Regions from separate parts of the Homo sapiens genome. Here all the other regions are linked to region 3. Evidence: chromatin contacts called from ENCODE Hi-C or POLR2A ChIA-PET data. All regions are on one chromosome and are shown on one strand. Each heading gives the region's core, a stretch centred on a gene start or an enhancer-like site at or near the end of the contact. The rest is flanking DNA. Distances are from core to core; before and after follow the strand shown.

The links. Hi-C counts contacts between places; a loop is a spot of excess contacts on that map. ChIA-PET counts read pairs that join two places held with the same protein, here RNA polymerase II (POLR2A). Pooled maps may share reads with other maps.
Region 1: a pooled map shows a loop between it and region 3 (3-fold over the local background). The contact joins the enhancer-like site here to the promoter of VGLL4 in region 3. A Hi-C loop is called at or near these places in 5 of 50 pooled maps. POLR2A ChIA-PET finds 5 or more read pairs at or near these places in 2 of 52 experiments (GM12878 and activated CD8-positive, alpha-beta T cell).
Region 2: a pooled map shows a loop between it and region 3 (6-fold over the local background). The contact joins the promoter of RPL32 here to the promoter of VGLL4 in region 3. A Hi-C loop is called at or near these places in 4 of 50 pooled maps. POLR2A ChIA-PET finds 5 or more read pairs at or near these places in 2 of 52 experiments (B cell and activated CD8-positive, alpha-beta T cell).

What each region holds. Positions count from the first base shown.
Region 1 is chr3:13,001,090-13,005,417 of GRCh38, reverse strand. All of the region lies in intron 1 of IQSEC1 (IQ motif and Sec7 domain ArfGEF 1), which reads left to right. Among named protein-coding and RNA genes, the nearest start is that of IQSEC1, 70 kb to the left of the region's middle. RefSeq lists a silencer at 3,895-4,189. Within about 2 kb of position 2,822, at least 6 of the 41 ENCODE cell types and tissues checked have a DNase peak (open chromatin) inside an H3K27ac peak, as active enhancers do; they include GM12878, where a contact is called at or near this core.
Region 2 is chr3:12,838,929-12,843,283 of GRCh38, reverse strand. RPL32 (ribosomal protein L32) reads left to right here and starts at 1,719. Exons shown (of 4, transcript NM_000994.4): 1 at 1,719-1,790; 2 at 3,042-3,142; 3 at 3,754-3,935. The coding sequence starts at 3,047. It overlaps SNORA7A (small nucleolar RNA, H/ACA box 7A), which reads left to right and starts at 2,834; the gene lies at 2,834-2,972. RefSeq lists enhancers at 1,141-1,390, 1,484-2,420, 2,421-3,359.
Region 3 is chr3:11,642,015-11,646,118 of GRCh38, reverse strand. It overlaps VGLL4 (vestigial like family member 4), which reads left to right and starts at 2,204. Exons shown (of 5, transcript NM_001128219.3): 1 at 2,204-2,682. The coding sequence starts at 2,601. RefSeq lists enhancers at 1,981-2,060, 3,251-3,620.

The DNA.
Region 1 (4,328 bases), core at 1,573-4,072, 1.4 Mb before region 3:
GGGCAGGCAGGCCAGTAACACTGGGGTGCCTGGCTCTGGGCCCCCAGATCCCCTCATCTTCCAGAGCCCTGCAGAGCAGGGAGCCCTGGGCTGCGGTCTCCACCCGAGGTCCAGCAGTACAGGCCTCATCCTCTGATCCTTCCCCCACACCGTGAAGTATGGGAACTCCATTTGCACTCCCGGGCTTTTCAAGTAAAGGGAAGAGACCTGTTTATCATCAGAAATTATGAGACACCCCCTGCCCCCATGCCATATTAACCCCACACACAAGGGTTAATATCCAAGATTGAAAAACTACAGGATGACAGGAAGCTGTTAAGAACCAATTTTTAGATAACTTTGGAGTCTGTGAATTTTATTTATCAAAGCAGCTTCTATTTTGGTTTGAAAGATGTTCACGTGTGAAACATAGTATTTGTTTGGTCTACCAGCAGTGTTGGCTGCACATACGGGATGAGAGATCCCCTAAAATAATTCAGGGGTTCCCAGCTTGGGAATCCGTGTAACCTCCAGGAGCTGGAGTCCCTGAGCAGCTCCCAGGAGTCAAGGGCTTACTGGTGGAGGTGGAGGCTACCTCGTGGATATTTGCGTGGCCAGCACTGTGGCTGGCCCGATGCTGGGTTTTTGGTGGGAGGTGAATTAGCCTCCCCCCTTGATAATGCTTCCCTCCATCCCTGCAGCCCCTCACCTGGACAGCCCCCAGCCACCCTCCCTCCCACCTACTCTTGCTGATTCCGTTCTGAGCTTTGCTGGTGGAAAGTGGCCCTGCATAGATGCCCTGTCCCTGCTCTGGGCCTTTCGAAGCCTGTGGGCCCCAGCGGTCAAAAGCTCTTTGCTGTGTGGAGACAGTTTGACTTCCTTATAATCCAAGGAGAGGGAGGAGGGAGGCGGGGAGAGTGCACAGAGGTGATTCAGACACAAATCCCTGCCCTCCAAGGCTCCAGATCTGGTGGGAGGCTGGGGCCTGGGTGTAGCTGAGGGGTTTCCACATCGGCTTCCCCCTCCTGCAGAGCGCTCCCCCGGCCCCCAGCTGCATCTCAACACCTGAGGGCAGGGATTTGATCATCTCTGCTTCACAGCTGATTACCCTTGCACATGATGGCACCCAGGAAATATTTGTTGGGTAAATGACTGAATGAATGCAAGCTATGGCATATACAGACACATGCTCTCACCCTACCCTCTGGCTGTGTCTTTGTCTTCTCTTTGGGGTGCAACAGACATGATGAGCAGGGGCACCCTCTCTAGGAACTCTGTTCACAACTAGCTCAGGGCTTTTTCTCCATTCAGGGTCTATAGATTTATTCAAGGTCCCAACAATAATTTTTTAAATGTGTGGATTCTTTAAGAGTTGTAAGTTATTTTGAAGTGATTTCAATCTTAAAGAAGAGTTACAACAATAATACAAAACAAAATTCTCCCGTGTACCATTCACCCAGACTCATCACTAATAACATTCCACCAAATTTTGCTTTCTCTTAAAAACCGATTTTTCCCTTAGAAGCATTTGAGATGTCACTGCAAACATGCCATATGTAACTTTCACCCCTAAATACTGCTCCAGTACATAATTACTAAGAACAAGGACATTCTCTTACATAACCATGGTCCATTAGTCAAATTCAGGAAGTTTAACATGGACATGATACTAGGATCTAAAATACAACTAACTTAAAAGTCACATTTCGCCTGTTGTCCCAGTAATGTCCTTTTTACCAAGCTTTCCTCCCAACCTAGGATCTTATGTTTCATTTAGTCATCACGTGTTTTCTTAAAGCTTTATTGAGGGATACTTTACTCTATGAAATTCACTCATTTTAAGTGTACAATTCGGTTATTATTACTATATTTACAGAATCCTGTAACCATCACAATTTTATTTTTAATCGTTTCCATGGCCCTGAAAATAAACCACATACCCATTTTCCCTCAGTCCCTTGTGCCATCCCAAGTCCTCAACAACCACTTTTTGTCTCTGTAGATATGTCTTTCTGAGCATTTCATATCCTTTTGGAATCATACAACACGTGTCCTTTTGTGTCTAGCTTTATTCACTTAGCGTGAAGTTTTTCAAGGTTCATCCATGTTATAGAATAGAATGTATCAGTACTTCATTCCTTTTTTTTTTTTTTTTTTTTTTTGGTAGAGACAGGGGTCTCACTTTGTTGCCCAGGCTGTTCTTGAACTCCTGGCCTCATGTGACACTCCCGCCTCAGCCTCCCAAAATGTTGGGCATGAGCCACTGCGCCTGGTCTTTCATTCCTTTTTACTGCTGAATAATAACATTCCATTGTATGGATACACTGTAGTTAGTTTATCCATTCCCCGGTTGATGGACATGTGGGTCATTTCCACTTTTTGGCTATTGTAAATACTACTACTATGGATATTTGCATACAAGATTTGATGTGGACATATGTTTTCATTTCTCTTTAGTAGATACCTAGAAGTGGAATTGCTGGGTCACATAGTAACTCTCTGTTTAACTTTTTAGAAATGGCCAAACTGTTTTCCAAAGTGGCTGCATCTTTTTGTTCCCACCAGTGGTGTGTGAGGGTTTCCATTTCTCCACATCCTGTCCCACATTTGTTATTGTCTGGCTTTTTGCTTCTAGCTGTCCTAGTGGGTGGGAAGTCATATCTCATTGTGGTTTTGATTTGCATTTCTTTGATGTGGAACATCTTTTCATGTGCTTATTGGCCATTCATATGTCTCCTTTGATGAAATGTGTATTCAAACCTTTTGCCCATTTAAAAATTGTATTGTCTCCTTGTTATTGAGTCATGAGTTATTTGCATACTCTACATACAGGTTCCAGTATCAGTTATATAATTTTCTCAGTTTCTCAGTTCCTTTTTTTTTTTTTTTTTGGAGATCAGGTCTCACTCACTCACCCAGGCTGGAATACAATGGCATGATCATGGCTCCCTACAGTCTCGAACTCCTGGGCTCAGGCAATCCTTCTGCCTCTGCCTCCCAAAGTGCTGAGATTACAGGCATGAGCCTATGCAGGGCCTTATCTTTTTACTTTCTTGATGGTGTCTTTTGAAGTGCAAAAGTTTTTAATTTTCATGAAGTCCAATTTATGAATTTGTAATTCTCTTGCTTATGCTTTTGGTGTTGTATCTAAGAAATCATTGTATAACCCAAGGTCACAAAGATTTCTTCTTATGTTTTTGTCTAAGATTTTTATAGTTTTAACTCTTTCATTTAGGTCTTTGATTAATTTGAGTTAATTTTTGTGTATGGTGGGAAGCATGGGCCCAAATGTATCCTTTTGTGTATAAATAGCCAGTTGTCTCAGCACTACTTGTTTTTTGTTGTTGTTGTTTGTTTGTTTGTTTCCAGATGGAGTCTTGTTCTGTCACCCAGGCTAGAGCACAGTGCCTAGATCTCAGCTCACTGCAACCTCTGCCACCCCCCACCCTGCCTCCGGGTTCAAGTGATTCTCCTGCCTCAGCCTCTGGAGTAGCTGAGATTACAGGTGCACACCACCACGCCTGGCTGATTTTTGTATTTTTAGTAGAGATGGGTTTTCACCTTGTTGGCCAGACTGGTCTGGAACTCCTGACCTCAGGTGATCCGCCCGCCTCAGCCTCCCAAAGTGCTGGGATTACAGGCGTGAGCCATCGCGCTCGGCCAGCACTACTTGTTAAAGAAATGATTGTTTCCAATGAATTGTCTTGGCACCTTGTAAAAAATCATTTGACAATATTTATTATTATTTTTGACCACTCCAGCTAAGGCCAAGACAATACATTTTTAAACATCATTTTCGTGAAGACGAAAACTCCTCCCCCATTTTAACAAAAGCATGCTGCAGGTCATCTGGACGACCCTCTACCAACTGAGCTCTGCTCCCTGATGTTCGTGGCTGCCTTTTCTTTATGAACATGTGGTCATCACAGGACCTTCCAGTGTAGCAGCGTTTACCACTGGATGCAGTGTTTCTAAAAGGTGGGGCCTGATGGAGCTTGGGAACTGTATTCTTAGAGGCCCATCAGTTCTTAAGTTTGAGAAACCCCTAATATAGAGCCATTTCTCAGACGGGAGAGCAGAGTTCCAGATAGGGAACATGAAATGTCCAACCTCATGCATCTATCAAGTGCCCACAAGCCAGCACAGGCAGTGTGGGGTAATGATAAGAACTCACTTAGGATCGGGCATGGTGGCTCATGCCTGTAATCCCAACACTTTGGGAGACTGAGGTGGGCGGATCACTTGAGGCCAGGAGTTCGAGACCAGCCTGGCCAACATGGTGAAACCCCATCTCTACTAAAAATAAAAAAATTTAAAAAAAAAGCTGGGCATTGTGGCAAGCACCTGTA
Region 2 (4,355 bases), core at 470-2,969, 1.2 Mb before region 3:
ATTATTTTGAGACAAAGTTTCGCTCTTGTTGCCCAGGCTGGAGTGCAATGGCGCGATCTCCACTTACTGCAACCTCCACCTCCTGAGTTCAAGTGATTCTCGTGCCTCAGCCTCCCTAGTAGCTGGAACTACAGGCATGTGCCACCACACCCAGCTAATTTTTTGTAACTTTAGTAGAGATGGGGTTTCACCATGTTGGCCAGGATGGACTCGAACTCCTGACCACAGGTGATCTGCCCACCTCAGCTTCCCAAAGTGCTGGGATTACAGGCATGAGCCACCGCGCCCAGTCGCTGGGTCTTACAGTAACTTTATGTTTAACATTTTGAGGAAATGCTATTCTTTTCCAAAGTGACTGCACCATTTCATATTTGCACTAGCACTGTACGGACATTCCCATTTCTCTGTCCTAGTGAGTGTGAAATGGTATCTCACTGCAGTTCCAGTTTGTATTTCCCTGATGGCTAATGATGTGGATCATTTCATGTGTTCATTGGCCACAGAGAAATGTCTATTTGGATTCTTTACCCATTTTTCAATTGGGTTATTTGTCTTTATAGGTTTGTTGTTGTTGAGACAGAGTCTTGCTCTGTCACTCAGGCTGGAGTGCAGTGGCATTATCACAGCTAACTGCAGTCTAGAACTGCTGGGCTCACGTGATCATCCCAGCTCAGCCTCTCGAGTAACTGGGACTACAGGCATGCGCCACCAGCCCCAGCTAATTATTTTATTTTTTGTAGAGACAGGGTCTTACTATGTTGCCTAGGCCGGTCTTGAACTCCTGGGCTCAAGCAAATCTCCCACCTCAGACTCCCAAAGTATTGGAATTATAGGTGTGAACCATAGTGCTCAGCCAATTTGCACAATAATCTTAAATACAAAAGCTAAGCAAAACAAATCAAGAGCATCTTTAAAAACTAGGCAGTCTGGGAGGCAGGGGCTGCCGTGAGCCGTGAGATGGCACCTTTGCATTCCAGCCTAGGTGACAGAGGGAGGCCCTGTCTAAAAAAAACCAAAAACCAAAAAACAAAACAAAACAAAAAACATCTAGGCAGTAGCTCGTGCCCGTAATCCCAGCTACTCAGGAGGCTGAGGCGAGAGAATCGTTTGAGCCCAGGAGTTCAAGACCAGCCTGGGCAACAGAGTGAGACCCCATTTCTAAAAAATGAACAAAGAAAAACTAGGCAGTTTCGCCCAGTGGTTAGAAGCGTGGAGTTTGGAGTCAAGTCTCCAAATTTCATCTTCCACATATGCAAAATGGAGACAATAATAGGGGTACGTTATAGAATTGTGGTAGGCATAGTGAACTCCATCGCATGTTAGCTGTTTTCGTTACTATTTACTGTCTAAATTCGGTGATGAAATTATTAGGAAGTCTCTGTCTTGTTCTCTTCTGACCACTAAGAGGCGCACTTCGGAGTAGAAGAAACGCGGGCGGAAATAGCCCAAAAGCGGATTGGCTTCGACTTCTGGCGGAAGTAAATTCCTCCCTCCACCAGGTCTTATTAGCTCAGAAAGAATTCCAAATTTCTACGTAGTCCCAAGGATAGGTAGAATACATTTCTCAGTCCTATTCCTAGTTATTATTGTCTATTAAAACATGTATACTCAGAATTTTTGCGGCATTATTTTTTGACGTGTCTTTATTTTATTTAAAAGAGCCGGAGCCGGAAGTGCTTGCCTTTTTCCCTGCTAGGACCCAGGGGTTACGACCCATCAGCCCTTGCGCGCCACCGTCCCTTCTCTCTTCCTCGGCGCTGCCTACGGAGGTGGCAGCCATCTCCTTCTCGGTAAGTGTTAATCCGTGGCAATCCGCATTCCTGCGGGATTCATCTGGCCCCGTCGCCCAGTGGTGCGGAGGCCTCCCCTTCAGCGCGGTAGTGTCTGTGGGTATTGTTATTGTCAGCTTACTGGAGCGTGTACAGGAACAGAACGAAGCCGCCGAGTTGATAGGGCTTTGCGTCCCAGAGCCTCCTGCCCTCCGCCTGTATTCAGAGCTGCGGGCTGCTTGTTTGTTCCTTGGCGGTGGAGGGTGCTAGTTGAGGCCAGACTTCGGGGTCTCCTGGGGGCCGTGGGACGACCAGGGGTGGCCCAGCTTGACAGCTTTCAGCTGGGATCTGTGGATCCCAGCGCTCACCAATGTCGGCCCACGTGTATTCGTTCATGCCATGGCCGGCTTCTTCCGCTGCAGTCTCTGGCCCGAGGGCTGCTGCTGCGGGACCGCCAAGGAAAGACGAGCTGTAGGTCGGCTGGTCCAGCTGCAGGCAGAAATTCTGGTAGTATCTCTGGGAATATGAAGATGCAACTGCCCCCACCTTGCCTTCGAGGATATCATGGGCCAGAAGGCAGAGTCGTTTTGAATACGTGGTTCATTGAGTACCCACTCTGGGCCAGTTGATGGCTGCGAAGAGAGCAGAAGGGGTGCTGCTGTAGGAAATCAATGGCTCGGAAGACCACACTGAGGAAGGTGTGAGTTGATACTGGAAGATCTCCAGGTTTGAGGCATCTTCAGAGGTATATGGTGGTTTTGTGTGTGTTGAGGGTGTGGTAGCGCAGCAGCTCCCTAGGGAATTAGAAGGTTTTATTGAACATTTACCCTGTGACAGGCACTGCAGGCATTCAGCGCGCAGTGTCATCTTCATTTTACAGGTGAGGAAAAGACTCAGGTTCAAGTAGATGGTCAAGGCCAGTACTACCGGAAGGACCATCTGGGGGTTCGGACACTGGTGGGGTGGGATTTGCTGCCCCTTGCAAATTGAGAGTGTCTTGGGGTCAGTTTTGATTTGCTCAGCTGTTGGCATTCTTTGGGCTCTGAGTGGGTGAGGTGACCCTTGACCTCCTGGGATCGCATCTGGAGAGTGCCTAGTATTCTGCCAGCTTCGGAAAGGGAGGGAAAGCAAGCCTGGCAGAGGCACCCATTCCATTCCCAGCTTGCTCCGTAGCTGGCGATTGGAAGACACTCTGCGACAGTGTTCAGTCCCTGGGCAGGAAAGCCTCCTTCCAGGATTCTTCCTCACCTGGGGCCGCTTCTTCCCCAAAAGGCATCATGGCCGCCCTCAGACCCCTTGTGAAGCCCAAGATCGTCAAAAAGAGAACCAAGAAGTTCATCCGGCACCAGTCAGACCGATATGTCAAAATTAAGGTATGTGGTCCTGGGATGGAAATGGGTGTGGGGTGAAGAAAAGAGTTTCCAACAGTTTCTGACATCACCTAGTCAGGATTATCTTTGACCGATGAACTGGCTTGTGGAAGAGCTTTCTGTAGAAATACAGGTCTCCCCCAGTGTGCCCTAGTGCTGGTACTTATGTCTCTTGATGTGTGAAGCGAAACTTTAATGAAAAGGGACATTTGGCCGTTTTGATGTGTTCAGAGGGCTTTGCATTTGTGTCCTGTATTTTGGGTTGCCTTGTGACAGCAGGATCCCTATTTTATAGACAAGAAAACTCAGGTGCTGAGAGCAGTGTCTGCAGCTGTGCTTGCCATCTCAGTATCTACACAGTCCCCTCGCATCCCATTGGTGCCTCCTCCATTGCTTGGGAGTGGCAATGGTGGGGGTGCCTTCATCCCTAGTGGCTAAAGCCACGAGCTCCTGGTTTTTCCCACCAAAAAAGTAAGGAAATAGTGAAGTCCTGTTACCAAAGGCAACTACTGTGTGGCATACTTCCTTTTCATTTGGTCCTTTTTTTCCCTCCCCAAAAGGAAGAGTTCGCACTCTGCACAGACGCTAACCCACCTGTGTATTATTTCCTTCAGCGTAACTGGCGGAAACCCAGAGGCATTGACAACAGGGTTCGTAGAAGATTCAAGGGCCAGATCTTGATGCCCAACATTGGTTATGGAAGCAACAAAAAAACAAAGCACATGCTGCCCAGTGGCTTCCGGAAGTTCCTGGTCCACAACGTCAAGGAGCTGGAAGTGCTGCTGATGTGCAACAAGTGAGTTGGGTCCCACCTCTAGTTTTCAGTGATCAGAAGTTTGCATCTGTGTGAGCACTTCTGGCAGGAACTCTACAAACTCTTGGGATGCATTTTGGCGGGGGGTGTTGTACATTCTCTGAGGGAATCAGAAGTTGTTCCTTGCAGGATTTTAGAGAATGCTTGTTGGGGAATTCAAGGTGTTTCCTTTGCTGAAGGAGGTGACTTGGTCTTCTAAGTGTAGAGACCCAAGACCAGGAAAAGACTGCTTTGTGAACACTGCAATAATAGCCACTTTCCACTACTACAATATCCTTTGGCTGTTGTTTCCAAAATGTTGCTTTCTTTATGAAGGTGTCAAGCAAAAGAGTTGAACTCTGAAATATTCGAAGAGATTTATTCTGAGCCAAATATGAGTTGACCATGGCCCGTGACACAGCC
Region 3 (4,104 bases), core at 955-3,454:
ATTCTTATAAATGAAAGCTTGTGAAATCTTGATTCCCCTATTACTTACTTCCCCTGATGTCACCCCAGTGATTACTGTTGCAGCAATGACGGCAACAGTATTTAGTATTTAGATGTCATATAGTTTTTTTGTTTTGTTTTGTTTTTTGAGACGGAGTCTTGTTCTGTCACCCAGGCTGGAGTGCAGTGGCACAATCTTGGCTCACTGCAGCCTCTGCCTCCCGTGTTCAAACAATTCTCCTGCCTCAGCCTCCCTAGTAGCTGGGATTACAGACACATGCCACTATGCCCGGCTAATTTTTGTATTTTTAGTAGAGACAGGGTTTCACCATGTTGGCCAGACTGTTCTCAAACTCCTGACCTCAAGTGATCCGCCCGTCTCAGTCTCCCAGAGTGCTGGGATTACACGCGTGAGCCACCGCATCCGGACTCCCAAGTAAGATTTCATTAGAACACCTTGCCATGAGTGTGCCTAATAAACCCAATGCAACTATTGCTGGATTTTTTTTTTTTTTTGAGACGGAGTCTCGCTCTGTCGCCCAGGCCGGACTGCGGACTGCAGACTGCAGTGGCGCAATCTTGGCTCACTGCAAGCTCCGCTTCCCGGGTTCACGCCATTCTCCTGCCTCAGCCTCCCGAGTAGCTGGGACTACAGGCGCCCGCCACCGCGCCCGGCTAATTTTCTGTATTTTTAGTAGAGACGGGGTTTCACCGTGTTAGCCAGGATGGTCTCGATCTCCTGACCTCATGATCCACCCGCCTCGGCCTCCCAAAGTGCTGGGATTACAGGCGTGAGCCACCGCGCCTGGCCTATTGCTGGATTTTTAACATACAACTCCTTCAAATTATTTATTCAAATATTATTTTGGAATATTAAAAATATATTTTTAGAATAGTAATTCAAATGTTTAGTTTTTGTTTTTTTTTTTTCTATTTTGTTAACACGTTCTTGATGTGCTGAAAACTGAACATTCAGTGGTTCACTCGTTCAGTAAACAGTTTTTGGGCACCTGAACTTGGTTGTGCTAGGCACTGGGTAATCAAAGTTTAAGCCCCAAGTTCTTCCAATAGCAAATAGTACAGCTGCATGCCACTAGCTTCTTACACACAGGTGGGTGACATACATGCCAAATGAAAATAATTTTACCCTTTCCCTCTATAATTTCAAGTACACTTTTAATTTTTGATATTATAGCCCTATTTGCTTAAACACTCTTCCATCTCTTCTCCTCTCCTTGTCTCCTTTTTTTCTTTTCTTTTTTTTTTTTTTTTTTGAGACAAAGTCTCACTCTGTTGCCCAGGCTGGAGTGCAGTGTCACGATCTTGGCTCACTGCATCCTCCTCCTCTCAGGTTCAAGCAATTCTCCCACCTCAGCCTCCTGAGTAGCTGGGACTACAGGCGTGCGCTACCACACCAGGCTAATTTATGTATTTTTAGTAGAGATGGGGTTTCACCATGCTGGCCAGGCTGGTCTTGAACTCTTGACCTCAAGTGATCCGCCTGCTTCGACTAGGATTACAGGTGTGAGCCACTACACCCGGCCCCCTCGTTTTTTTAAATAAAATTATAACATTAGGTGGGAAAAAACACTTTAAAAGTAGTTCTGTCAACTATTTTGGGGGCTGTGGGCCAGTCATTTAATCCATCTGAACCTGTTTCCTCTGCTGTGAAAGGGTGATACCCTCCTTGCCCTGTCCATCTCAGTTGTTATGGGGATTATGGAAGAAGCTATATGTAACATTAACATCAGAAATTTAAATATCCAGTTAAAGTGTAAATGGATATTATAAAACAATCTTTAAAAGAAACAAAGACACTATATATATATATATGGCTTATGCATCACTAGCACTTTGGGTTTCCGAAACCCCAACATGAAGTTTCACGAAAGTTGCATTCCATGGGAGTTTGCTTCCATGATGGATTTTTTACTTTGTACTTAGCTCCTGAAAAAGAAACTTCCTGGGTTTTCTTTTTTCCTCCTACGGTTTTGCAGCGGCTTGGCTGCTTCCTGTCAAGAGCCACTCTGCCAAGGCCCCGTCTCTAGAGTCTCTCCCCCTCCCCTTTCTCTTTCTTTCCAACACTTGCTACATTGAGAGGCTGATCCTGTGCAGAAGCCCTCCCTGCCTCGGCAGCGCGGCGCAGTGAGCATGCTCGGCCTCCTGCGGGAAGAGGAAGCGGCGGCATAGGAGTCATGCCAAGCATAGCCCTCATGTCAGCGCTGCCGGCTTGCAGCGGGCTGTGAGAGGGGCCGGCGCCGCTTTGTCCTAGGAAACGGGCTGCGCGTTTCTCTTTTTCACTCTTTTCCATTTCCAGGAAGGACTTGTAAGGACTTCTGAAACGCTGTTTTCATACTCGATCGGGGATACAGTACATACACCGTCTACCAGTAAGCCCTTGAAGGGTTTCGTGTGAGCTCGATTTTTTTGTGCCTGATTTTTTTTTTTTTAACTTTTGCATACTTTGTTTTGATAGTCTGAGGCTGGGCCTCTGCCTTTGTGAAGTTGAAGAGCCAGGAGCTACTCAGCAACAATTGATTTTTGAAACTTAACTCTTTTGGGGCAAAAGCAAAGAGCTGGTTTTCTTTGCTAGCCCAATAAATGCTATTTATGAAGATGGACCTGTTGAACTATCAGTACTTGGACAAGATGAACAACAATATCGGCATTCTGTGCTACGAAGGTAGATGTCCCGTTGTAGAATTACTGCCCGTTGCTCGTCCCGGCCACTCCTCCTCAGTGTGCTGGGTGCCTGCCTTCTAAGCGCCCGCTGTCCTCCTCCGGGGTGTAGGGCACTTGAAAGGCCGGCGTTTCTTAGGTTCGGTTCGGCACCGAGTGTGTTCGGATCTCAGGCTGCGGGGGGCGGTGGAGGGGGCTGGACGGGGAGGCAGTGAAGTAGAAACCCTTCAAAGTTTGCTCGTTGCTTGCAACGTACTCGCGCCTCACATTTTTAACTCTTTAAAATGTATGTATTTTTGATTTCCGTTAATATTGTCTTTAGGGGAAGGACTTGTAGGACGCCGGTAAAAGTTGAGCCTCTTTGGGGGAGGGGCTGGTAAGGATTGCACCGTCTACTGTACCCTGCTGTGGGCCACGGCGCCCTGCAGCTCACGGAGGGGGAGCCAAAGTTACAGCGAGTTTTTGTGCTCGCGAGTGAGCGTCCCAAACAGCGGAGAATGTCCCTCTCCCGCGTGGGGCCGGAAGGGCACCGTGTCAGCGAGCACAGGCGGGCTCTTTGTCTCGCTGGCGCTTCCTGTGCAGCCCGGGGAGCGCTGACACTGGGGGGTGTTCCTCGCGCTCCGCTCCCTGTGGGAGCGATTACACAACACCCCGACCCCCAGCCTGCCCTGAAAAAGAGAGAGCCGCGCCGAACTGTTATTTATTACCTCCTACTGCCCGCGAGGTGCTTCCCCCACTGTCTTGTATTTCCAACTGTCTCTGGTAGCAGTCAGAGAAAAATCTATTTCTTAAGCCCTCGGACATCCTCTACGTGCGATTTGAAAAAGTGGCAATGGCCCTGGGTCTGCCGCCGAGGGCATCTCCGGGGGAGTTCGGCCTGGCAGGAAGAGTGTTTTCTGTTGTAACCACACACACATCCGGGACTCTTCTCTTTCTCATTCAGCAGGAGCAGTTTCCATTTTTTCTCCAATAATACACGGGACATTTCTCTTGAAAAAGAAAACAGTTACAAAAACTTGGGAGGGTGATTCACTTGTATTTTTTTAATCTAAAAACTTCAGGCCTGTTTCCTAATCAGTTGAAAACTCACCCTTTCAAGAGTATTTTTCCCCTTCAAGGAAAAAAAACAACAACAACCCTCATTCACGTTGTTTTTTAAAACTCTATGGATGAGGATCTCATATTTAACGTTTTTTAAAAAGAGTATTTGTTTTTCTTTACTCCTACTAGTTCCTGCTATGAGAATTTTCGTGAATTTCTTTCTTTGCATCTGATGTGTTAAGTAACATCTTGCTTCTGAACTCACTTAAAAAAGGCAGCCGACTTTAGAAAGCCGTAAGCAGCCATTGCTGGGCTTGTTTCCCGTGACATTCACACATTGTAGTCAGGGTTTTGTTTTTCTTGTTTTTTTTTTTTTTAACCATCC